2 separate regions of the Mus musculus genome follow, and region 1 is linked to region 2. A link is a loop called in an ENCODE intact Hi-C map of the cell type or tissue named here. Cell type or tissue: left cerebral cortex. All regions are shown on one strand. Links, peaks and the distances in the headings refer to the core of each region. The heading gives the core; the rest is flanking DNA.

The links. Peaks named below come from ENCODE experiments on the same cell type or tissue, not always from the same donor. Only the 100,000 strongest peaks of a DNase experiment are listed, where the experiment ranks them.
Region 1: a loop joins it to region 2, with 3 times the contacts of the local background. A loop is called at or near these places in 3 of 42 quality-filtered maps.

The regions. Positions count from the first base shown.
Region 1 is chr8:95,707,987-95,719,223 of GRCm38, reverse strand. It overlaps Ndrg4 (N-myc downstream regulated gene 4), which reads right to left. Exons shown (of 17, transcript NM_001372423.1): 8 at 10,530-10,616; 9 at 10,391-10,447; 10 at 10,038-10,141; 11 at 9,402-9,458; 12 at 9,270-9,321; 13 at 8,513-8,560; 14 at 8,255-8,290; 15 at 8,080-8,131; 16 at 6,861-6,899; 17 at 4,268-6,046. The coding sequence ends at 5,892. Setd6 (SET domain containing 6) reads right to left here and starts at 3,311. Exons shown (of 7, transcript NM_001035123.4): 1 at 2,954-3,311; 2 at 2,730-2,871; 3 at 2,423-2,617; 4 at 2,183-2,303; 5 at 1,123-1,303; 6 at 889-1,031; 7 at 217-748. The coding sequence starts at 3,287. The coding sequence ends at 443. Cnot1 (CCR4-NOT transcription complex, subunit 1) reads left to right here. Exons shown (of 49, transcript NM_001372353.1): 49 at 1-293. In left cerebral cortex, for the core only: a CTCF peak has its summit at 5,404 (motif pointing left); DNase peaks (open chromatin) are centred at 4,751, 5,487, 6,119, 7,977 and 5 more places; H3K4me3 peaks cover 2,035 bases; H3K27ac peaks cover 1,659 bases.
Region 2 is chr8:95,340,541-95,351,777 of GRCm38, reverse strand. It overlaps Usb1 (U6 snRNA biogenesis 1), which reads right to left. Exons shown (of 7, transcript NM_133954.2): 4 at 8,603-8,656; 5 at 7,716-7,821; 6 at 6,406-6,489; 7 at 4,265-5,251. The coding sequence ends at 5,147. Among named protein-coding and RNA genes, the nearest start is that of Mmp15, 6.1 kb to the left of the region's middle. In left cerebral cortex, for the core only: CTCF peaks have their summits at 2,514, 4,967 (motif pointing left) and 6,909; DNase peaks (open chromatin) are centred at 2,603, 4,444 and 4,959; H3K27ac peaks cover 1,075 bases.

The DNA of each region.
Region 1 (11,237 bases), core at 1,741-9,740, 370 kb before region 2:
ACCATTTCTGTGTCGACTGGAGGAAGCTGTTAGAGCAAGAAAATCTGTGTGGTTAAACTATATTTAAAAACTTGTGTGGGGGTTTTGTCTTGGTATGAGTATTTGGAAGAATTCCACTTCTAATTAATTTGTCCTTGAGAGGTGAGTTGTGATAAGACTGATGGTCCAGTAAGATGTCATACTTCACGGGAATGTGCTAAAGAAAGTTTGAACTTCTCAAAGTTGAACTCAGCCCATGTTTATTAAGTTCTAAAAAAATCTGATGGCATTAGTAAAAATAGCATGCTCCTAAATCTGCTGACATCAATCCAAACGTGCCGACATGTAAGTTTACTTTTTAGCTATTTTTCCTTTGATTCTAACTGCCAAATAGCAAAAGTCCCAAATTTCCCTCCTCTCCAAGCAACAGAACATGACCTTAAAAGGTTCTCAGGAAGCCTGCTTAATTTGTGAGTTCCAACACCCGATGTAAGATCATCTTCTGACCATAGCGGACCTGTAAGGCTTGTTGTTCGCGCCAGCTCAGCGTGGCATAGGCCTCCTTATTACTGAGTAAGTCCTGGTCTGTTTTTAAGTCTGTGGTGTAGGTCTGTAGGGTCAACAGAACACTGTTTCGAAGAAGCCGTTTCCATGATTCTTGGAGCTTGGGGATATCTGTGATTGCCAAACTGTCGTCTTCTGTCTCCTCCTCTCCCCATCCAGCCCGCTCTTTATAGTCTCTGAACTCCTCAGCAGGCATGCACAGTACCTACAAGAAATATGGGCCCTTTAGTTGCAATGTGCTACTGTGAGTTTCAAGACAACCATACCACTGTAGAAAGTTAGGTCCCTCCCCTTTCTTTGGTTTTATTCTAAATACCAGCAACCCATACCCTGTCAGTCCTGTACCTTCAGTGTGGTGGCTAGCTCCTCTTCAGTCAGCACCTCCTCACAACCTATCACAAAGGCTCCCTCTTCCCCTACCATCTCCTGTTTGCACAGGAAATCCCAGCGTTCACACACGAGCAGCTTTTCAGTTTCATCCTTTGTTCCTATAAAGTAATGGACGGAGAGAGCCGACATCAACCCCAGCAAGACAAGTGCAGTCAAGAGGTATACAGAACCTGGGATGGGCAGACGCACCCTGCAGTGCAGCATCTCGGACTGTCACCATCTGAATGTCAGCCGTGTCGTCTGTGTTGTTAGGATAGGGCTCAGCAAAACCATACATATGAATCAGTTGCCAGTTAGCCATTTGCCCATATGTGTTGAAGATTTCATGACCTTCAAGAATGGGCTGAGTAGCCACCATCCGGAGATAATCCTGGGTTAAAAGGATAAAGCTGGGACCACACCATAGCCCCCACCAGACCACTTCTCTCTTGGAAGAGCCTACTGAATGTGCGCTGAGGACACAGACCATTTGTCTACTGTTCAGTCCTGTATACTGAGGGGGTGAAACCAACTTTAGAGGTCAATTTAGTATATTAGGTGTATCTGCCTAGTTACCTACACAAGCTTTAAGAAAACCAAGCCTAGGCCTGGTGATAAACACTCAGTGCTCAGGAGACAAAACTCTTGAGTCTTGGGCTAGCTATATATATATATATATATATATATATACACATACACATACATACATACATACATACATACATACATACACACACATACATACACACCTGTCTCAAAAACAGAACAAGTTAATCCTCATGTCAAAATAGCAACGGAGGTAAAGAATAAGTGAAAGTCACATCTGCTTACACTGGAGAGCAAAGTTTGACATGTATAGACGAAAACTGGAAGCTATGGGCCTGGAACCTTGGATCCTGCCTCAGCCTCCTAAGATTACAGGTGTTAAGACGCTGCCAATATTTACATTACATAGACGTCTGTCTGCTCAAGTTTTCCTACAGAATCAACACTAAAGTGGGGCCTTTCTTACTATGCCTCTGGCCCATAAACATCCCACCTCCTAATAGCACTGAACTGCTGTTAATGCTCTCCACAGGGCCTGAGGTGACTTGGCAGAGCAGGCAGCTATTCTGGTGGACTTAGGGTGTGTCCACACCATCTCAGTTGATATCAAAAGTACACCGGAGAGTAGCTAGTCTCACCGCATTTTCACGATTAGTAGGAAACTGGAGCCCAGTGATTTGATTTGTAATGCACACCACCTGACCAGGGATAGGGGTCCACTCACTGCCGAGTACTCTAGATTGGCATTATGATTGGCTATGTGGTTTAGTATGTCTGCAGCAGGCACCATCAAGGGTGAGTTGGGCTCCTTTTCATCATCATCTTCCTCCAGCGGTTCTTGAAAGCTGCCGCAGAGAGAACTCAGCTAAGGCCCAGTCTCGGGTGAGGGACCTGGAGTTCACTGTTCTTTCCCACCTTCCCTCTCAAAGATGAGGGTCTGCTCCTCTAGGCTTTAATCACTGACCTATAAGCCATCACGAGGGCCACGAGCTGCTGATAGAGTTCCAGGGAGCGAACAGAGGGGCTGAAGAGATCCGAGTGAGCCTCCATGAAGGGCAGGACGATGGAATAGTATTCGCTACGGATGTTCACCAAATCCTTCTCCACGGCTTCGGGGACACCTGTACCCTTTAGGAGTCGCAACCGCTCTTCCTCCGGCCTGCAAGGACAGCCCACCCGGAGCCCTTCGCAGCCTTCTCATGCAGCAGGTGCCCAGTCCCAGAGCAAAGAAACTGCAACAGGTTCTTCCCGGCCCTTCCCTCGGCTCTCACCAAAACATGGGATGCTCCAAACGCCCCAGCTCTGGCCAGAGCGCGAAGTAAGGGCTCCAGGGTGATGCTGGGGCCTGGAGCTCGTGGAGCAGCGCCAGCAGCAGCGGCACCCACCCAGACAGGCTCTGCAGCGCGCCTCGCTCTAGGGAAGACACCAGGTGAACGTCCAAGCGCCACTCCCTTGCCAGCCTCCGAGCTGGTCCCCCTGCCCCTTCCTTACCCACCTCGCTCCAGCAGGCCGCTGATGGAACAGGTGTGGGGGGACAGAAGCGCGGACCGCGGCACTGCGAAAAGGAGCTCCCCGGCCCGCACGCTCTCCCGCGCCACCATGCCATAGCCGGCCACCGTGCCCTGCCGGCTCACCGTCACCTTAGGACTCAGCTCCAGCCCCACTCGCCTGCACCAGCGCAGGAAGCCGGCCACCGCGTCGCCCTCGGGCTCGCCGCCGCTGGACCCCGCAGGGAGCGGCAGGGGCGCGCGGGCAGCTCTCGGGGAGGGACAGGGCGCGACGAGGGGCGACCCGCCACTTACCCGCGCGCGCTTGGCGGGGGCCGCCATGCTGCGAGCAGCCGGGTCCTCACTGCGCTTCCGGGGCGGAGCTGGGCGTTTCTACTAAACCGCTCCGGTTTAGGAATCGCGCGTGCGCGTGCGCACCGGCCTCCACCCTAGTTCTGGCCGTGTCCCGGAGAGCGGCGTGCAGGGACAAAACAGTTTCTTCCTCTGTGGAGGCTGGGCTAGTATGCCGTAGTGACCGACTGATGGTTAGTGATTAACCATCATTTCACTGACTGATTGATTAGTCCGTTTACACCTGGGTTTGAAGTGGCCTTAAGGGTTTCCACATTACACACACACATACGCACGAGACAGACAGACAGACGAGAGACAGAGACAGAGAGGAGAGAGAAGAGAAAAGAGAGAGAAGAGAGAGACAGAGAGAGAAGACAGAGAGAGACAGAGAGAGACGCTGGAAGTAATATAAGGTGAATGAATGATAGCACAAACGGTAACATGGAGAATTCAGTAGTTTAGTTTCAGTACCTGGAAGGTTGAGGGGGGTTTGTGGTTTACTGGGAGTTTCTGGCAAGCCAGACAACAGAGTGACACCATGTCCCAAAACAACTAAAACCAAGCAAATAGTGTTGTGCCCTTGCTTTGAAGCGGTCTTTCTTGCTGGCTAAACTTTCTGCTCAGCTGTGAAATAGAGTTAGTATCAGGACTGGTAAAATTATATCTCAGTCAGAGTATATAGCCGCTTGGTAGAACCTTGACCATCATGTATAAACACCCTGGTTCAATCTCTTATCACCCTAAGAGGAAAAAAAAAATTAAGCAGGGTGGCCTACATAATTCTAACACCCATGACGCTGAAGTAGGATTGCTGAGTATTCAAGACCAGCCTGGGCTACAGAAAGATTGCTCAACCCTCCCCCAACCAAATGTGTCTAACAGGCACTATCCTCCAACTATCAGCGCCCTGGGGCAGCCAGGCAGCCTAAACAGTTGAGCCTTCCCTGTGATAGGAAACACGACACACGTAGACTTAATTTCTTTATTAGTTTTTCTGCACAGTTAACTTTCTATATCAAGGATTTTTGTTTTGCATTTTGTAATCTCAAAGTCTCTTTATCAGCCACCAAACAGAATACACAAAATTAGGCTCTTAACTTTGTACAGAGAGGAAAATAATGAACTCCATTAAAAGTTCATCTTGACCAAAGAGAAGACAACTACCAATGGGAAACCACATACAGGAAGGAGGACCTGATATACATACATATATATATATATATAATGTATAGGTATTTATAGATATCTTAAGAACACAGCAAAAAGATGTCCAATACTTGGAGTGCTATCTACAGTAAGGGATTAGTTCTACCACCTCTAAACAGTCACATTCAGTATTCACGGAAGCACGTGAGTGAACTGAACCGGGGATAGGAAACACTCCACTGGACTCCAGAGCAGTCTAGAAATGGCTTACAGTTACAGAAAGGGGCGGCATGTGCCACAGATAAATGGATGTGGGTGTCCTCTTGCCTCAGAACACCCATACAATACCACATACATCATCCCCACTCCCCATATACACACTTAGTGCTTTCTCTCCTCTCTGGGGATGAGAGCAGATGAAACCAATGGCCAGGCTGTGAGCGCCTACTTGGTGAGATGGCGGGCATAGTTGTGGGCTGTAGGAGGCATGGAACCTTTGTTTGAGGATGGCCCATTTCCCACCCAAGGGCCAGGCAATCTCCAGCCCCTCCAGCAAGCAGAGGTCATTGTATCTTCCCATCTGTGTCTTTCTAACAAGCTCACTTCTCAAGTATTGTCTGTGACACACTGGCCCAAGTTGACCAGGGCACTGTGACAAATACTTGGTGAAATCTGGGACAAGAGGGACCTACAGTACCTGCCAGCTTCCAAAGGGATGGGTAATCATGAAGTTCTCAGGGGCTACACACAGCATACACAGCAATCAACATTTTAACCTCTGCCAACAGGGACAAGAGACCAGGTGACCTTTGCCTCAGGGTGGGACAAGGCCCTGTGGTGGCAGGGTATGGGGGTTCCTGCCCCCATGTCAGGGTTCTCCATATTCTTCAGCCTGGCTGGCCTTACACCACCTGTCCTGCCCAGAGAGCACCAGGAAAATGGCTGTCTGTCTAGAGCGCCCTCTTGTGGCTACCATCCTCATGACTGTCACTTCTACTATTAGAATAGGTGTGCTTGATGCAAGGGTTACAGGAAAGGGACACTCTTAAGGTCCAAGGCTGCCCACTGGTCTGACTCCCACTCACATCAGAGCTTTAGCTCACTACCCACCATCTTCAAACCTCACATCTGCCAGATCCAGGGGCTGGGCTGGGCTTTCTTCAGTACTGTATCTAACTATCCTGGCCACGCCCCAGCTGGGCAGAGGGGAGGGGCCACACTGAGTGAGACAGGAGTGTGTAAGGCGAGCCCCTCACACCATCTAAGACTGTTGTGCTGTGCTGTCCCAAGGTGGATCCCCTCATTTCTTTTTAAATAAAAGAGAAGTAACCCCATTTCCTCCCCTTCACTCTCACAAAAATAAAACTAAAGGGAAGATGAGCCGGTGCAGAGATGGCAGTGGGACCTGGGGGCAGGTAAGCGGGCATCATGGGCAGGACGAGGGCTTCAGCAGGACACCTCCATGGTGTGGTTGACCTGGCCCATCCCCTCACTGCTGTCTGAGTGGGCGCAGGGCTGAGGGCGGCTGCCGTCCACGGAACTGGCGCTGGTGAGGGACGCGGTACGTGAGCGTGCGAGGCGGGTCATGCTGGCTGAGGGCACTATGGACAAGAACAGAGGGTCCTGAGGACAGGCAAGGTGGGTACCGGCCGGTGGGAAAAAAAAAACAACACAAGCAAAGCGGCCAGTGACACCCAGTCTTGCCACACGCAGAGGATTCTGGCACTGGCTATACCAGGCCAAGGCATGCAGGACCAGTCAGCAACGGTGAGCAGGCCAGGCTAATGGGCTACAGCCAGCAGGTGCCTAGGTCCCAGCAGCTACCCAGAGCTATGTATGGTCAGAGCAGGGCAGGTGCTTATAGGCACCCTGACCTGGGATAGAGAGACGCTCTGTGGCCAACTAGACCTGCATCCAAAAAGTGACAGGGGTGGGGTAGCGTGGGTGGAGGGGGGGCAGGATTGCTTCTGTGAAGGCAATCAGCCACAGACTGCCTGAATCTTGCTTCTACTACTGTAGGTAAGGCCAGTCCACCTAGAGGCTGGGCAGGGGGCAGACAATGTCTGCAAGGCAAACCTAGCACTGTTGTGTTTGCAGGCTCTGCTTCTAACTCCCAAAGCTCTGGAAGCCCCACAGCCCACGGCAACCTAGAAACAAGACGGCTGCTCTGAGACCAGCCAGTGTGTCAGGTCCCACACGGGACGGAGCCCTCAGCAGACCAGGGTCTGTGGAAGAGCAGGGATCCTCCGGGGCTTTGAGCTGAGCATAACACAAGAAGGTTCCACACCACAGCAAGACATAGTGCAGCTGCAGCACTGCAGAGGAGCGGGGCGGGTTAGGGCGGGGCAGGGAGGGGCGGGGTGTCCATGCATCAGCAGACAGGCCATGGGCTATAGGCCATAGGCCATGGACTACCTGCTCCTCCACTCAGCCTTCGGTCCTTCAAGTGTGCAACTGAGAGAGAAGACAGCCAGAGAGGGCAAGGGTGGGGGAGACACAGAACACGGTGAAGAGTGGACCAGGCCCAGGGCACCGAGATGGGCCGAGATGGGACAGACAGACCAGAGAGGGCTAGCCTGGGGAAGCCCGCTGCTGCAACCCATCCAAACAGCAGCAAGGAAGCTGTCTGGGAATTCTCACTCTCCCTCTTCTGCAGCCCAGGCTGTGTGGCTCAGGCCCACGGAGGCCACGTCCTAGGCTAGTGCCCTTACCCCTCACTCTTCCAGACTGAGGAGGCCTGCACAACCTCCCAAAGCCCCTCTGACTCCTGGGATGCCTGGCGTAGTTCCCTTGAAGCCCAAGGACAAGGACACAACCGTTTCCTGGCTTCACAGATGTCTACCAAGCTCCAAGAGCTCATGGGGCCTAGCATGGCGTTCTGGTTGGTCCTCCCTGCCTACGTGTACCTCTCTTTGCTCTACCTCTCCCTGAAAGGCTGGCAGGGTGGAAGGATATCCTAGTTGCTGTCCTGAGGAGGTGCAAGCCCCAGAGGCTAAAGTATTTAGTAGGGGGTGGGAGGGCACCAAAGTGAGGGAGAGCAGTTTGCATCCTGGGAGTTGTATGTTGGAAAGAGGGAAACCGGAGGTCCAGGAGGCATACAGGAGCCATTGGAATCGTGGGGGAGGGGGGTGGGGTGCATAGGCTGAGTCTCATCACTGTTACCTGGGGGATGTTCCAGGAAGGATGGGGACCGAAAGCTGGTTTAGTCCTTGTTCCTGGAGGAGCCTCAGGCTCCCTTCCGGATGTGCAAATACTCAGATGGTCCCCCTTCCCTTCTCTGGTCCCAGACTCCATGGGCTTGAGTGCTAACCTTCTACTGTGACAAAGGGCCTTTGAAGTGCCATAGGGTGTGGGTGACTCATCTGAAACAAGCTTCCCTAACAGGCCCCAGCCTAGGTACTGGACCCTCAAGGGCTGGAGGAGGAGTCCGTTCCCAAACAGGCCCCCCACACTGGGCTCAGAATAGTGCCTAAGGCTCCACCCAGGCAGAGAAGCTGGCTGGGCCTGGGACACACACCTTACGGGTGTTTGCAGAGGCTGGGGTCCAGGTGACAAAGAATGCACTCACCCAGACTCCTCAGTACATGGGTAATGTGTTCCTAGCCCTTGCCCGGGGTGGGGGAGGTGTACTTACTGTAGCCCATGCCTTGCAGGAAGTACTTGAAGGCCTCAGTCAGCTTCCCTGGCTGCAATCAGATGGACAGAAGAGGCTTTGACTGACTCCCTGAACTAGTGGGGAGGGTGGGGAGCCCGACCCCCCCACCCCCCACCCCCACTAATAGACACAAAAGCAGGCCCAAGAGTCTTACTTGTGTCACCTGAGGAAGACCACCAGAATCTGCCATCTGAAAGGACCAGAGCAGGGTGAGCCGAGCAGCCCCTTCCCAACACCTCAACAGACACCCGCTCCTGATGCCACCTGCTCCTGATGCCACCCGCTCCTGATGCCACCTGCTCCTGATGCCACCCGCTCCTAATGCCACCCGCTCCAACAGACCCCTCCCTGCAGCCGAGTATAGGGTGGGGAGGAGGGGGAGGGGGAGGGGGAGGGGGGGAGGGTGTCTGACCTTCAGGAAGGTCGTAGTGGTTGGGTCCAGTTTGGAGTTACACTCAACCTGGGAACAAGGAGCCAGCTGCAGCAATACCCCCACTCCACTGCTTAGGCAGGTTCTGTGCCCAGAGCAGGGAGGGAAGTACAGGCCCTAGGGCTCCCCCCCCCCCAGGCTTTTTCCTGCTAGGGCTTCCTGAGTCCCTGGAGGCCCATTGGTCTGAGGGCCCTGGAACTGTAGTCACAGCTGCAAGTAGGACAGGAGTTTAACCCAGAAAGCCAGGGTCACTCTAGCAGGATGGACCAAAAGATCCAGACAGTGGGGTCCAGGGATGCCAAGGGACAGGAGGCAACACCAGGGGCCCAGCCTGGATCAAGATGGCTAGTGTAGCCTACATCTGCTCTCACAGCCTTCCTTTTCTGAGCACCCCTGGGCTCAGAGGCCCCTACCCTGAGGTTTTCTGCTGTCGGGTCTCCAATGGGAGTGGTGACATGCACTGCCCCAAAGCGAGCGCCTGGGCGGCTCCAAGACGAGTACTGATGTCCAGGAGTTACTTATGGGTCCACTTTAGGAAGAAATGGACCTTGGGCTCTAAACTAGAAGTGCAGGGGAGAGACCACTAGGCAGCCAGGCCCTAGCCTTAGCTCCATCCACTCTGCAGACCTCTTCACCTGTATGATGGGAGCGGTCAGGCCCCAATGCTCTGGGAAAAGCATCATTCAGGGCCTGCCCCGGGCTCTAACCTCCCTCCCCTGGCCAGGACGGTCACACTCACCACCCCTTCCTCAGCAGGTGCATTATCTCCGACTACCAGCATCACTGGGCAGCTAGGAGACAGAGGATAAGGGTCATCTGGCCTGGGTTTGGGGCAAAGGCAGGGACTGGCTGGAGGGCAAGAGTCACTCACCGGAGTGTCTTGGCATTGGGCACCGTCCCAGGTCGGTTAATATCAAGGTCTCTGCGGCTGGGAGGAGTGGAGGAAGAGGGCAAAGGTAAAGAGGGTATCCCAACACTGCCCACTGGTCCTGAGCTTGCTCTGCTCACACAAGGCTGTTTGGATCCTCCCTATCCTGATTCTCTTCAGAACCCCCAGGCTGCGCCTGGTATGTGGCATTTCTGTACATCCCTGCTCTGGGACCACACATATGACCACCCTTACTAAATACTCGCACCAGGGTCTCGCCCTTACTTGTAGTTCTCCAGCAGGAACTTCCTCACTACAAGTTTACAAAAGCAACGATACAGCAGGGCGGGCTACCCTTGCAGAAGAGCTTCCAAGGGCTCCCACAAAGCACTGTGGGGACCCCGCAGCCTTATCTGACCTTCCATTGTACAGGACTGAGCACCCTGTCCTGCGGTGGGGATCAAGGGTGTTGCTGGCATTCCCTCCACCCAGCAAAGGAGATGAGCAAGAACCCCAGAGACCAGACTCCATGGCCCTGTGCCCCCTCAGCTCTCAGACTTCAAAACCAGCTCATCTACAAGCTGAGGGAATGGCGCTGCCTGCCCTGCACCCGCCCATGGGGGATGGGGACACCCGCACCTGTTGTACATGTTCCAGAAGAGCTGCAGGTTGGCCTGGTTCACCACGTTTGAGATCTGCTGCCGGTAGCTCTGCACCAGCTCCGTGTTGTTCACCAGCTCCTCCTGGGGGCACACACAGGCAGAAGGGCTGTGAGAGGGTATGTGGGAGGAACCTGGTCCCATTCCCAGCAGGAGTGGTCTCAAAGGCAGAGGAGGTGCCTCAGGCACCCCACAGGCCACCTCAGAGGGGCACTATGACCCAGCCCTGCCTGACCTGCCCATACTGGCTGAGCCCCAGCCTGTAGTCCGTCCCCCCCCCCAAACACACACTCCCGAGGACACCCCACATGCAGTCTGATCCGCCCGGCTTACCTGGCTGAAGAGATGGGAGAGTACAGTGTCTGGTAAAGTGCTGGTCAAGCCAGAGAGCTGCAGGAGGGAGGGAAAGCCCGAGTGAGACCTGGCTCAGCTCACCACCATCAGGGTCCAGCCATGAGGGCCTGGTGCTCACCTTGGTGGCAGCCCAGTCAATCCAGCCTTTGCCGTTGGGGTCAATGTTCATCAACACCAGCCCCTCCACCAGGTCAGGGAAGATGAGCTACAGGGTGAGGAGCAAGGGAAATTAGGCATTCTAACGCTTGCGTGGTGAGATCTTCAAGGTATCACCAGGGGGTTAACAGCATAGCTTGGTCTGTATAGGAAATCTAATGCCAGGGGCCCCGTGGATGCTCCTCTCTGCTCACACCTAAAACTTCCCTGATTTAGGTGGAATCCATGGTTACTGCAGCTTTTTACCTTTCTTTTCTTTTTTTCAGAGCTGAGGACCGAACCTAGGGTCTCGTGCTTGCTAGGCAAGCGCTCTACCACTAAACTAAACCCCCAACCCCGCTTTTTACCTTTCTAATACATGTGTGTATTTGCATATGTGCCTGTGGTTCTGGGGTTGGCACCCAGAGCCCTACCACATGTCCCAGGCAAACGCTCATTCATGAGGCCATGATTATGTTGTTTTTGAAGGTGTTTCAAACTGAGTAATGAATATCATTAAAGCTTGTTAATTTCTTACATTCGTGTGTGTGTGTGTGTGTGTGTAAAAGGAAGCAAGACTCTAGTGGAAATTGGTCCTCTCCTTCCACCACATGGGTTCAGAGGATCAAATTCAGGTTGGCAGGCTTGGTGGCAAGCCCCTCTACCTGCTGAGCCAGCTTGCCAGCCCCAC
Region 2 (11,237 bases), core at 1,484-9,483:
TAGAACCTGTGCCACCGTAGCGCTCGTTAGACCCTACACACCCACGCAAGTCCCAGAGCAGAGTGTCTTAGTCTCTTTAGTAAATTTCCCCAGTGGAGAAGTCTGGGATTAGGGCGCCTCTGGGGCGCCTCTAGTGCTGAATGCAACCTAGAGCGCACGCTTACAAGGCGTGTGAGTCTGCATCCTTACTCCCTGCCCAGTGGATAAGAGCAACTGACTAGATTTTTTTCTGAGTTTCAGTGTTGGGCTGAGGGTTCCGGTTCCTAGTGTGCACACATTTCGTTTCCAAGAAAAGTCCATTCCACTATATTTGGTCTCTGTGCCCGCGAGGCCCATCGGAACTCCGGGTGGAAGGGCAAACCTTCTGGGGAAGCTGGGGCTGGATTTTAATTTTTACTCCGGCGTGGACGCTAAGGTGATCGAAGGGCCACGGCAACTTCGTCCAACCCCAGGTCAGCCCTAGTGTCCTTAACTGGGGGAATTGGTATGCCACTTGAGAACCAGGGCAGAAGGCAGCACACTTTATCACCTCCCCACAGACTAGAGAAATGGTGTTTACCTTCCCTGAGGGTGGTCTTTCCTAGAGTTGACTCTCTGGATGCCTCCGACCCCTCTCACCTCTCAGAATCAGGAGACCTGGCAAAGGACCTTATGGCTGGTTTGAACCCACTCACCGGCTGAAGGAAAATAAAGCATACCCATTGCCTGGCCTACTAACAGCTCGAGGAAAGGAGATGGGGATTTAGAGAAGAGGTAGAGGCAGTCTCTCCCCTTCCCACTGGTGGACCTCTCTGTTGGGGGTCCCTCGCCGGGAAAACCAGCTGCTGAATTTTCTAATTAGAAATTTGATTTTGGGGCTGGTGAGATGGCTCAGTGGGTAAGAGCACCCGACTGCTCTTCCGAAGGTCCAGAGTTCAAATCCCAGCAACCACATGGTGGCTCACAACCATCTGTAACAAGATCTGACTCCCTCTTCTGGAGTGTCTGACAGCTACAGTGTACTTACATATAATAAATAAATCTTTAAAAAAAAAGAAAAAAAAAGAAATTTGATTTTGACAAATGTCTAGTGTCTGGTGAAAAACAGCCCCTTTTCTGTTCAGGTGTACTGCATCTGTTTGCCAAATTTATTCCCAACTTTTTTTTTTTTTTAAACTGAGTTTATGGGGCTAACTCGGAATAAGAAAAAAGAAAACCAATCTCACTCGAGTCGGCAAGATTTGAGAGACTATGATAAGTCAAATCTGATGCCCCCCCCCCATTGCCGGTTGTTCTAGCTGTAGGAAATGGATCCCACCCCCCCGTCCCTTTCCCCTCCCCACCTCAAAAAAGTTTTTCCCAGACAGTATTTCATTGTGTAGCCTTGCTGTCTTGGACTTCACTCTATAGACCAGGCTGCTCTCTGATTCACAGAGATCCACCTGCTTCGCCTCCCAGGATTAAAGCCGAATACCACACCCAGCAGCAGTGGAAATGGATCTTTATGTGAGAGATTCTTCAGAAAACTCTGGATTTCAAACCAGGTCTCTGGGTTCCCGGCCCAGGTCGACTTCACTGGAATCTGGAGCATTTTGTTTCCCATCTAGGTTTGCTTTCTTATTTGTAAGAGGAGGACCCAGATTCAGCGCTCTTAACCTTTGAGCCATCTCTCTAGCCCCCATTACCTGATTTTTTTTCCCCTATCAGTTTTAGAAGTATGTAGCTATGTGGTACACTCCCATTAGCTTTGCTGTCAGTAGCCCCTAGGATGAAAGGGTCATGGGAGAATAGGTGGCCTGTTTTTCAGACTTGGAGGCAGCTCAAAGGGACGGGAATGGGTTGGAGAGATGGCTCAGTGGTTAAGAGCATTTACCTATTCTTCAGAGGATGCAAGTTTGGTTCCAAGCACCCACATCAGGTAGGTCAGAATTACCCATGACTCTGGCTCTGGAAGAACATGACCCCCTCTTCTAGCCTCCACACATACCTGTGTAGATATGCACACCCCAAACCCATCCCTGATGGGGCTTGAAAGTGCAGAACACATTATGCCTCATTTCCCTACCTCCAGCCACCCTCCCATGCCTCAGACCACCCCATTTCTTTAATCCACAAAAACCTCTATGGTGGGGAAGGTTGGTTTGACACTCTTGCCTCTTCGTATTTGAGCACTTATCACTTCAGTGACTGGTACTGTGCCAGGCTGGCAAAACGGGACCCTTTCGGTCAACAGGACAGTCTTTCGGACTGTGGGTGCCAGGAGAAGGAAGAAATAAACAAACCACGTACTTTCCCTCTCTCTTGGAAACAGAGCTGGGGTGGTCTAAAGAGGCAGAGGAGAAGGCTTCGGTGCCAGATGGAAATCAGCCAGCCAGGCCTGGAGATGAGCATCTCACCTCCCTGCCCTGCAGGGAGCAGCTGAGGTTGCCAGAGCCAGATGTGTTGATTCTGTACTCTCCCAAGCGCGATCAAATCCTCATCAAGAACAGTTCTTCCCCGAACACCACCCACCTAGCGGTGGACAAGCCTGCTCTGGCCTTCCCTCTCCAGTTGTCTCTTGGGTTTCTGGAACACTTCTCCTCTTTTGGAAGGAAGCGCCCCGGCTGCTTCTGCCTTGTCAGCGCTCCACTCTGGAGGCACACTGCATGTCTGGGTGCCTGCCAAGCAAAGGCTGCCAGCCTCCTTAGGCACGGCTTACATGCCCATCCCCCCCCCCCCCCCCCCAGCACAGCTCAGACTTCCTTCCTCCATTACCACCTCCACTCTCTATTGAAGAGCTGCTTATTGATCTTGGCCCATTTCTCAAAGTGGCTGCACTTTAACTCCACTCGGCACAGACACAGACGACCTGCAGAGCCACATCCTCCCCCAGGGGAGCAGTCCTCAGCGGTTTGGACAAGTACAAGGGCCGGGGATTCTACTCCGCACACCTCCCGTTTCCCCTCTGATCACCCAGAGGGCCAGACCTGGGCTGTTCTATGGCCCAGTTCAGGGCCTGGCACAGAGCAGGTGTCAGTAATGTGACTTGGGAAGCTAGGGTTGCCATGGTGCCTGTAGGCTAGAGAACATGCCTAGCTTCTTCTCCAGTGTGATTTCTGATGCCACTGGCACCAAACAGCAGGTCAGCTGAAGCCAGTAGATTCAGGTGTGGTGGCATTCAGGGAACAAGGCATGAATGTGTTCTGTAAGGCTAGGGAAAAGGCAGGGTTGTGAGGACATGAGTCACAAAGTGGGAGCCAGAGCACAGGCCTGAGCAGAAGGTAAGGGAGGGGCTGGGCTGGGCTGTATCATGGTGGAAGCTGAGGCTAGGGTTGAGTCAGGTCCTGATGTTCTCATGTCCCCAAGCAAGCCACGTAACTGTTCTTCCATAGTAATTACCTCAACCCAGGTTGCTTTCCCCGGGCTCAGCTGTGAAGGCCCTAGGAAGGGCTTAGTACAGGTCATCTGGTATAAAGTCTAAGTGTTGTGTCGGAGGAGTGAGGATAGCATCTCCCTGGGACATGCTGAAACCCAGTGCCACTGGTGAAGTCCTACAAGACATGGCAACCCTATCTTCCTATTTTCTTGCGTAGGGGGATGTCTGTATATGTGTGTGCAGAGGTAGACATGCATGTGCACACGGCTGTGCACATGTGCAAGCCAGAGGGCAAGCCTAGGCGTTTGTTGTTCCTTGGGGCCATCCATGCTGTTATTTGAGACAGGGTCTCTCATTGGTTAGAGCTTGAGAAATAGATGGGGCTGGCTGTCAAGTAAGCCCAGGGTTCCTTCTGTCTTTCTGCCTCCCCAATGCAGAGATTACAAGTGTTTGGTACCACGGCAGCTTCTAAAGGATGGGCTCTAAGGACTGAACTCAGGGCCTGACACTTACAAAGCAAGAACATCACTACCTGAACTAGCTCTCCAGCTCCCACTTTTTAAAAACTTTATGGGTCTGGGTGTTTTGCCTGCAAGTATAAGTACCACATACATGCCTGGCACTGGAGAAGTATAAGTAAGTACCACATACATGCCTGGCACTGGAGAAGGCCTGAGAGGGGCTGGAGTCAGAATGGCTGCCACGTGGGCTCTGCCGCCATGAAGAGGCTGGAGAGAACTGTCTCCCGAGGGCTGTTCTCGGAACTCGTGTGCCTGCACACACACATACATATGCTAAAATAAACAAATACCTAAAAATCTTTGAAGTCGTAAGAGCCTCCCAAGAGCCCCTGGACTGTGAAACACAGCTGGAGGGGAGATCAGAGGCACCACTCACCTTTTAAAGTAGAAGTAGTTTAAAATAAGACACCACATTAAAAAGGCAGATTTTATTTGTTGAACATAATTTAAAACTGTAAAAAAATATTTCTTCATCCATCACTAGAAATCCCCATGACAACTAGAAAGGTTTGGCTCTTTGCCCTGGTAGGAGCTTGATGGAAAATAAATTCTCCAATGCCTCCCTGGCCCTCTCCCCACTTCCCACCCCCACTTTGAAAAATGCTCAGCAACAGGGGCAGGGGTGCTCTGGCTGGAGGGAAGATGCCTCTTTGCATCTCTGGGAAAGCTGATGGGGAAAGTAGGGGTCATGGGTGTTGGAGGCCTGGCCAGCAGCCATAGCCAAGCCAAAATGAAGCATCTGCTGGGCTCTCCCCAGGCACCTGGCTGGGTAAGTGGGAGGAAGGAATGAAGAAAACTGCTGCTGACCACAAATTAGCACCCTGTGCCCTGGCCCTGAAATGACCTCTCCTGGCACAGGACGGGATGAAGGGACGAGGTGATAAATAAAGGAGATTAAAGAGAGGCTGACAGACAACGGAAGCCCCAGTCTGACACAGGTGGGTCAGAACACAGGGATCTAAAAAAGTGGTTGACGGCCAAGGGCATCAATATAGATTACTGCAGTGGAGAGACCTCGGTGGGGACTGAGCGTGGGTGGGCTCCCCAGCCAGGCTCATTTGACTTTCCTAAGAAAGTGGAGGAAGAATTAGAGGTCCGGGCTGCCCTCTACTGGTGATTTCTGGAAATGAGCACATTACAGTAGCAGCCTACCAACCTAAGGACCAGGAGAGAGTGAGCAGCCCACTAGATCAGTACTAAGTGTGGGATTAGGACTCCTGGCTGGGGCATCCCACAGATGGCAGCAAGTTCCTCCATCTCAGTCGGCTTGTGGAGAGGCACGGGACAAGGCTCACTTCAAAGGCATGGAGAAGAATTTGTTCCCGGACTTGCAGCGGACCTGGTTGGCCAGCACACGTAACAGCATCTCAGAGTCTTCAAACTCATCCACGATTTCCTTCAGCCAGCAACAGGGAGATGACAGCTATGTTAAGGGGAGTCAGACCCAGAGCACCACAAACAAAAGCAGTCCAGTACACTGGGCAATTCTGAGAGGGTCCCTGGTCATGCAGAACTCCGGGCTTGGCAACCATCATCTTGTCTAATCATCTTACAATTGTATGAGGTGGGGCCTATTGCCTCAGCTTGCAGATGAGGACAGTGCCCTGGGGACAGTGACTACTGTGAAGCTTGGTTCGGTCTGGGCCGAGGCTCCTGGAGCTGGACATCAGAGCTCTTTGCTGTCTTCAGTATGATCAAGCTGAGGGGAAGGTACCCAGAGACTGATGGCCCATGGACTTTGACTTGTAAAATATTTTTCAAAAATCCTAATCAGTTGCTAACACAGAACATCAGAAGACTGTACATAAAAATCTGGATTTCTGGCTTCTCTTGAGAAAAACAGAAATGCTGTCAACAATGGGCCATACTACTGACTGCCTTCATGCACTGCCAGGGGAGGGCGTCAGCTGCCACACACTGCATGCAAATTCTCCTTCCAGGGCCCTGATAGTAAGGTCACCTGTTCCACACGCTGTCAAAATGTGGCCTGGCTTGGCATGGTGGCACAATGGTGGCTACCAGGTGGCCTGAAATCCCAGAACTCAGAGATAGTAGGAACACTGCAAGTTTGAGGCTTGCCTGCTCTACAGTGAGTTCTAGGCCAAGCTAGGAGGCACTGTGAGACCCTGTCTCAAAAACAGACCCACAGTGCAACAGGTTCTGAGGGCTGGAGGTTCTGTGCACCTGACATTCTTCTTCCATTTCCAACTGCCACACCCAAACCTCTGACCTCAGATAAATGGCTGAGGCTGAGGGGTGGGTTTCCAGTCTCCTCACAGGACAGGGTTGTAAGGCAGGGCACACGGAGCCATAGAGATTTTGCTAAAATGCACTTCTACTGCCTTAAGTCTAGGGTGGGGTCAGGGCACCTATTTCACTACTCAGCTCCTAGCTGCTGCTGCTGGGTCAAAGGGAGGGGGATGAGGGTCTCCTGCCTTGCCATTCTGTTTCCTACAGGTTTAGGTTTAAGTACCAATCCTTCCCTTTGTCATTTGTCCTCCCCATCATTTTTGGAGCTCAGTGCTCTGTGTCCCTGCTCTGGAAATTCACCTGTAGTTCCTGCAGGCACTGTCCCTCCAGCTGGAGACTAGCATCACCTACACACCAGGCCAGGCTGACATGAAATGAGGGGTCCTGGGGAAGAAAAGCTGGGAGTTAGGCCACCACTGGACGGCATGGCAGGCCCATCCCCCCACAGCGGGTCTATGACAGTCCTGTTGGGTCTACCAGTAGGATCCCTGGATGCCCCAGTGCTGAAGCCAAGTCCCCTGCCCACACAGACATAATAGCTGGTGCCTCTCCTCAGTACAGGGGTGTACCTGTCCCCCAAATACAACAGTGACAGCCTAAGAACAATGTAATGGTATTTGACGGTTCATGAGGGCACTGGGTGGCGCCCTTAGAAAAAAGATGTGGGGGGCAATGACTCAGAGGTTAAGAACAATGGCGGCTTTCCTAGGGCACAGAGGTTTGATCCCCAGCACCCACCTGATGGTTAACAAATCTCCTTAAAGAATGTAAGTACCACTGGTCCCAGGGGGGTCTCACACCCTCTAATGGCCTCCAAGGGCACTGCATGCACATGGTATACAGACAGAGGCCGACAAAACATCCATAAGTACAAAATTAATTAAAAATTAAATGGGGGGTATAGAGAGCTGTGTACTCTTTTCCATCCTCGAGGGAAGGACAGCGAGTGACAGCCAAAGCCTTCCTCAGAAACCAACTATGTAGTCACCTGAATCTTGGATTTCCAGCTTTCAGGTTTAAAGGCATGTGCTACCATGTCCGGCTATAACTCTATTTTCTGATCTAGAACATTCCAGCAGAGGCCATACTTTTCAGATTAAATGAACAAAACCCCAAAATGTCAACAATGTTGAAGAAACAATAATTATCTCTATTTAAGACTAACTGTATACCTGGGCATGGTTTTGAAAAACACATCGAATAGAATCAATGTTCTTTTACAGCTGTGACACTCAGCCTGGACTTTGAGTCCCAGGAGGGCATAGGGAAGGTACAGTGAGACTGAAAAGCTACAGCTGTAGAGTCATTTCTATGTGTTGGCAACAACTACTTAGGAAAGACAGGCTAAACAGATACTCTACAGAGAAGAAGCACAAATCACAAGATGGATGGGAGCTTTTTGAAATGGTGGACTTTGGGTAGACACCTCAAACTCCAATCCTGTGCTCTGGCACTCAGTGCTCCCTCCACACAGGGAAGTTCTGGAGGTCTCTTCAGTTGTCTCTGATGGGGCTTCTTTGAGGATGCTCTGTTCCAGGGCTAGCAGAGCAGCAGCCCTGTGGCAGAAACCGTAACCATCTTTGTTCCCTTACCTCAGCCCTGTGCATTACCTGGTAGAAAGTAGTAAGGTCAAATTCCTTCATGGCTCTGTCCACCTCTGAAACCAGGTCCAGGAACTGGGCATGCCCTGAACTGACCTCCAGCCCGATGAAGGTCCTGGGAAGAGGCAGTAGAGACAACAGGGGCACAAAATGCAGCGCATGAGAGCACAAACTATACAGGTTGGTGCAGGAAGTATCCAACAGGAAGCCTAAGATTTAGGTTGTGGCTCATCTCACCTTCCTGTGCATGTCTTTGCTGCTCCATGAACCAGCTCTTTCAACCCACTTTCCTTCTTGACTTAAAATATCCCTTTTACTAGGGGTCTCTTCTCATGTCTAGGAAACCTTGCAGGGTGGCCTTCATCTACCACTGCATACACCACCCTCTGCCCCCTCCCCTCTCTGGCTTAGCAATATCAGGCACGGTTGGTTCCCCACACCTGGACACCCTTCAGCTTATAAAGTCAGAGAGCCTACAATGAAGGAAGAGCGGGCCATTTCAGAGCAGCCGAGAGGCAGGGCTTGCTGAGTAAACTGGACAGGGAGGCCCTGGGGATAAAAATGCCACCTTACCTCACTTAATGCTTTAAGACTTGTAACTCCTCAAACTTCATTGGCTCATTTGCCATGAGGAAGCGGGAGACGGTACAGGAAGGAAGGTAACAGGACCTCATCTCTATGTCGGGGAGCTAGACAAGGACAGATCTCCGCCTTCACAGCCCACTCTGTACTAAGATAGTTCCTACATCTGTATTGCCCCTGAAACCCCTCAAGTTCTTCTCCTAGGTAGGTCTGGGTCTGGGAAGCGATGCCCGACAGATACAGATGAGAACAGAGCAGCCCCTCTCTCTCGGTAACAGATAATCTTCTTCTGCCGACTTAGGTCAGGGACCCACCTGGTTTTCTCTTGATTGGTGTAAATCTTTACCCTGTTGGCAGTAAAGAAGAACCTGAAATTTAAAGGAAGAAAGATATTTCAAAGAAAAAAAGAAAAGAAAAGAAATAAAACAACAGTTCATATTTTAAAACCCAGAACTTCCGCTGGGGATAGTGATGGATGTCTGCAGTCTTGTCCTCAGGAGGCCAAGACAGAAGATCTCAATTATAGTAAAAGTTTGTCAAGAACAAGCAAGCAAACAAGCAAACAAACAAAGCAAGCAGTCCTCTAAATCTCTCCCCCAAATAGCTTTTAAAAATATAATTAACTCATTTTACAATCAATATTGTTACCCTATGACTTGAGTGGAAAATTGTACTAAAATATCCTAACTAATTAACTAATCAAGACCCTAAGTCACCCTTACAGCATGTGGCTGTGTCCAGGTGCCAGCAAAAAGTTTGCTTTGTTGACAGCAGTTTAGGCCAAAAAACAACTTGAAGTCACCAAGTTTACTGGCTGCTAACTTCACCTATGTGCCGTAGAATGCTCTGCTGTGCATCTGAGAAAGACATTCATTGTGTGGGTGGTAACGGAAGTTGTTATGACCCTGTGAAGCAGGCCCAACAGTTATAGACAAGAAAATAGAAGCCTGGTGAGGCTGAAGTTGAGGCTCCATTTGATTGCAAAGCCCTGGCTCTCAGTCTACCCTTGGTGAAATGGGCCTGTTTGTAGAAACTAGGCAGAAGCCTCATCACTCAGGGACCAGAGGCAGCTGCCTGTTCTTGGTCATCTCAACTCAACAGACGCAGAGTGTGAGGCTGGCCCAGCTTCATGGGGACACTTGGCAGAAAATGGAGCAAAGACACCAACCCAGGTGATCCTCAGGTGAGCAGGGCAACGCTACAACTTAGACCACGGAGACTGATACTGCTTGTTTCCAGCACATAGCAAGGTGCCTGCCCTGTTAAAGAACTAGTTAGTACCCACAAGGAGGCCCAGGAGTGGCTTCTCCTTAGGAGTCCCTTTGTGAATTCTCACTCACTGGCTTCTCACCTTCATGCAGCATGCCTGCAGTGCACCTGCCGGTCTTGTTACCATGACAATGCTCTAATCACCCAACTTGAATGCTAGTTTGACCAGGAAACAGAGGGCTAATAAGATCAGGGCAGCATTCTCTAGAACCAAGGGAAAGGGCTTTTCTATTCTTTACTTACAAGGGGAGAGGATGAACAGAGCCAGGCTACCCAAGGTCATTCCCGTGGCAGCTGCTGAAACTATTAAACAACAAGGACAACCACCACCACCAGCGCCTGGGCACTGGCCCAGTGATTAGTGATTAGAGCACTTGTGTAACCACGCGGACTGGCATTCTGATACCAGGACCCATCTAACAAGTTGGGCATCCTGTGTACACCTGTCACCTCAGCTATAGGTGGGTCAGAGACAGGATTGCTGAGGCTTGCAGGCTTCCAAGCCTAGCCAAGAAAACACAAGCTCCTGATGTGGAAAAGGCCCTGCCTCGGAGGAACAGGCAAAGATTGATTGATACAAGACAGCTGATGCCTTCTTCTGGCCTCCAGAAGTACACAAAGGCGCAGACCCTCACACACATGTATGGACATGTGCTACCCTCCCCCCATACGCACACTTTAAAATGTGTTTAAAAATTTTTTGTGTGAGTGTTTTGCCTGCATGCATGACTGTGGGCTATAGGTATAGAGTGCATGTGGAGGCCAGAAGAAGCCTCAGGGCCTATGAGTTACAGTTTGAGTTGGGAACTGAACCCGGGTCTTCTGTAAGAATAGCCAGTGCTCTTAACTGCTGAGGCATCCCTCTCAAGTCCAATAAACATTTTTTAAAAGAGCCTGGAGGGTGGGGGAGATGGTCAGTGAGGAAAAGTAGTGCTGGACAAGTGTCATCAAAACTCCGGAAGCCATGTAAAAAAGCCGGACACAGTAACAGAAGCAGCTGTAATTCCAGTGCCTCCATCTGGAGACGGATCAGACATGGACTCCTCGGACTAGGTAATCCGAGACACACAGCAGAGAAACAGGAAGGGATTCTATGTCAAGCAATGTGGACGGTGAGGACCAACACCTGACTTCTACATGCATGCTGTGGTACGTATGTACCTGTATTCACATATAGGACAATGCATATACACACATACTGATGGCCCCCTTGTCACTGAGAGAAGGAAGCCAACCTTGGGGACGAGACAGCATGACTCAGTGACATCTCCTGGTTACTCCCATCGACTCATGCATGAAGCTAGGGCTATCTCTGGACCAATCTAGGCCGGGTTCCAGCACCTGTGACAGTCCTGATGCTATGCAGCTGGCTCAGTAAACGGGACAGTGGCAGTCACAGCGGGCGACACTGAGGTGAGCGTTAGTCCTCGCTTTCTCACCAACTGACTGCCCTGGAGCAAACTCTTTCCTCCTCAACCAAATGAGGAGTTTTTCCGTTTGGAAAAGCCACACTCAGGAATCTGAGCCTCGGGCCCCTAAGCAGCGGGGTTAGGGCTTCACTAGAAGCTTCTGCTTCCACCCGTCTCAGGCCTTCACAGGGGTGTCTATGAAGAAAGACTCCGCGCACATGAGTAAAGAGACGGCTCAGTGGGAAAGAGCACTGGCGGCTTTGGCAGAGGA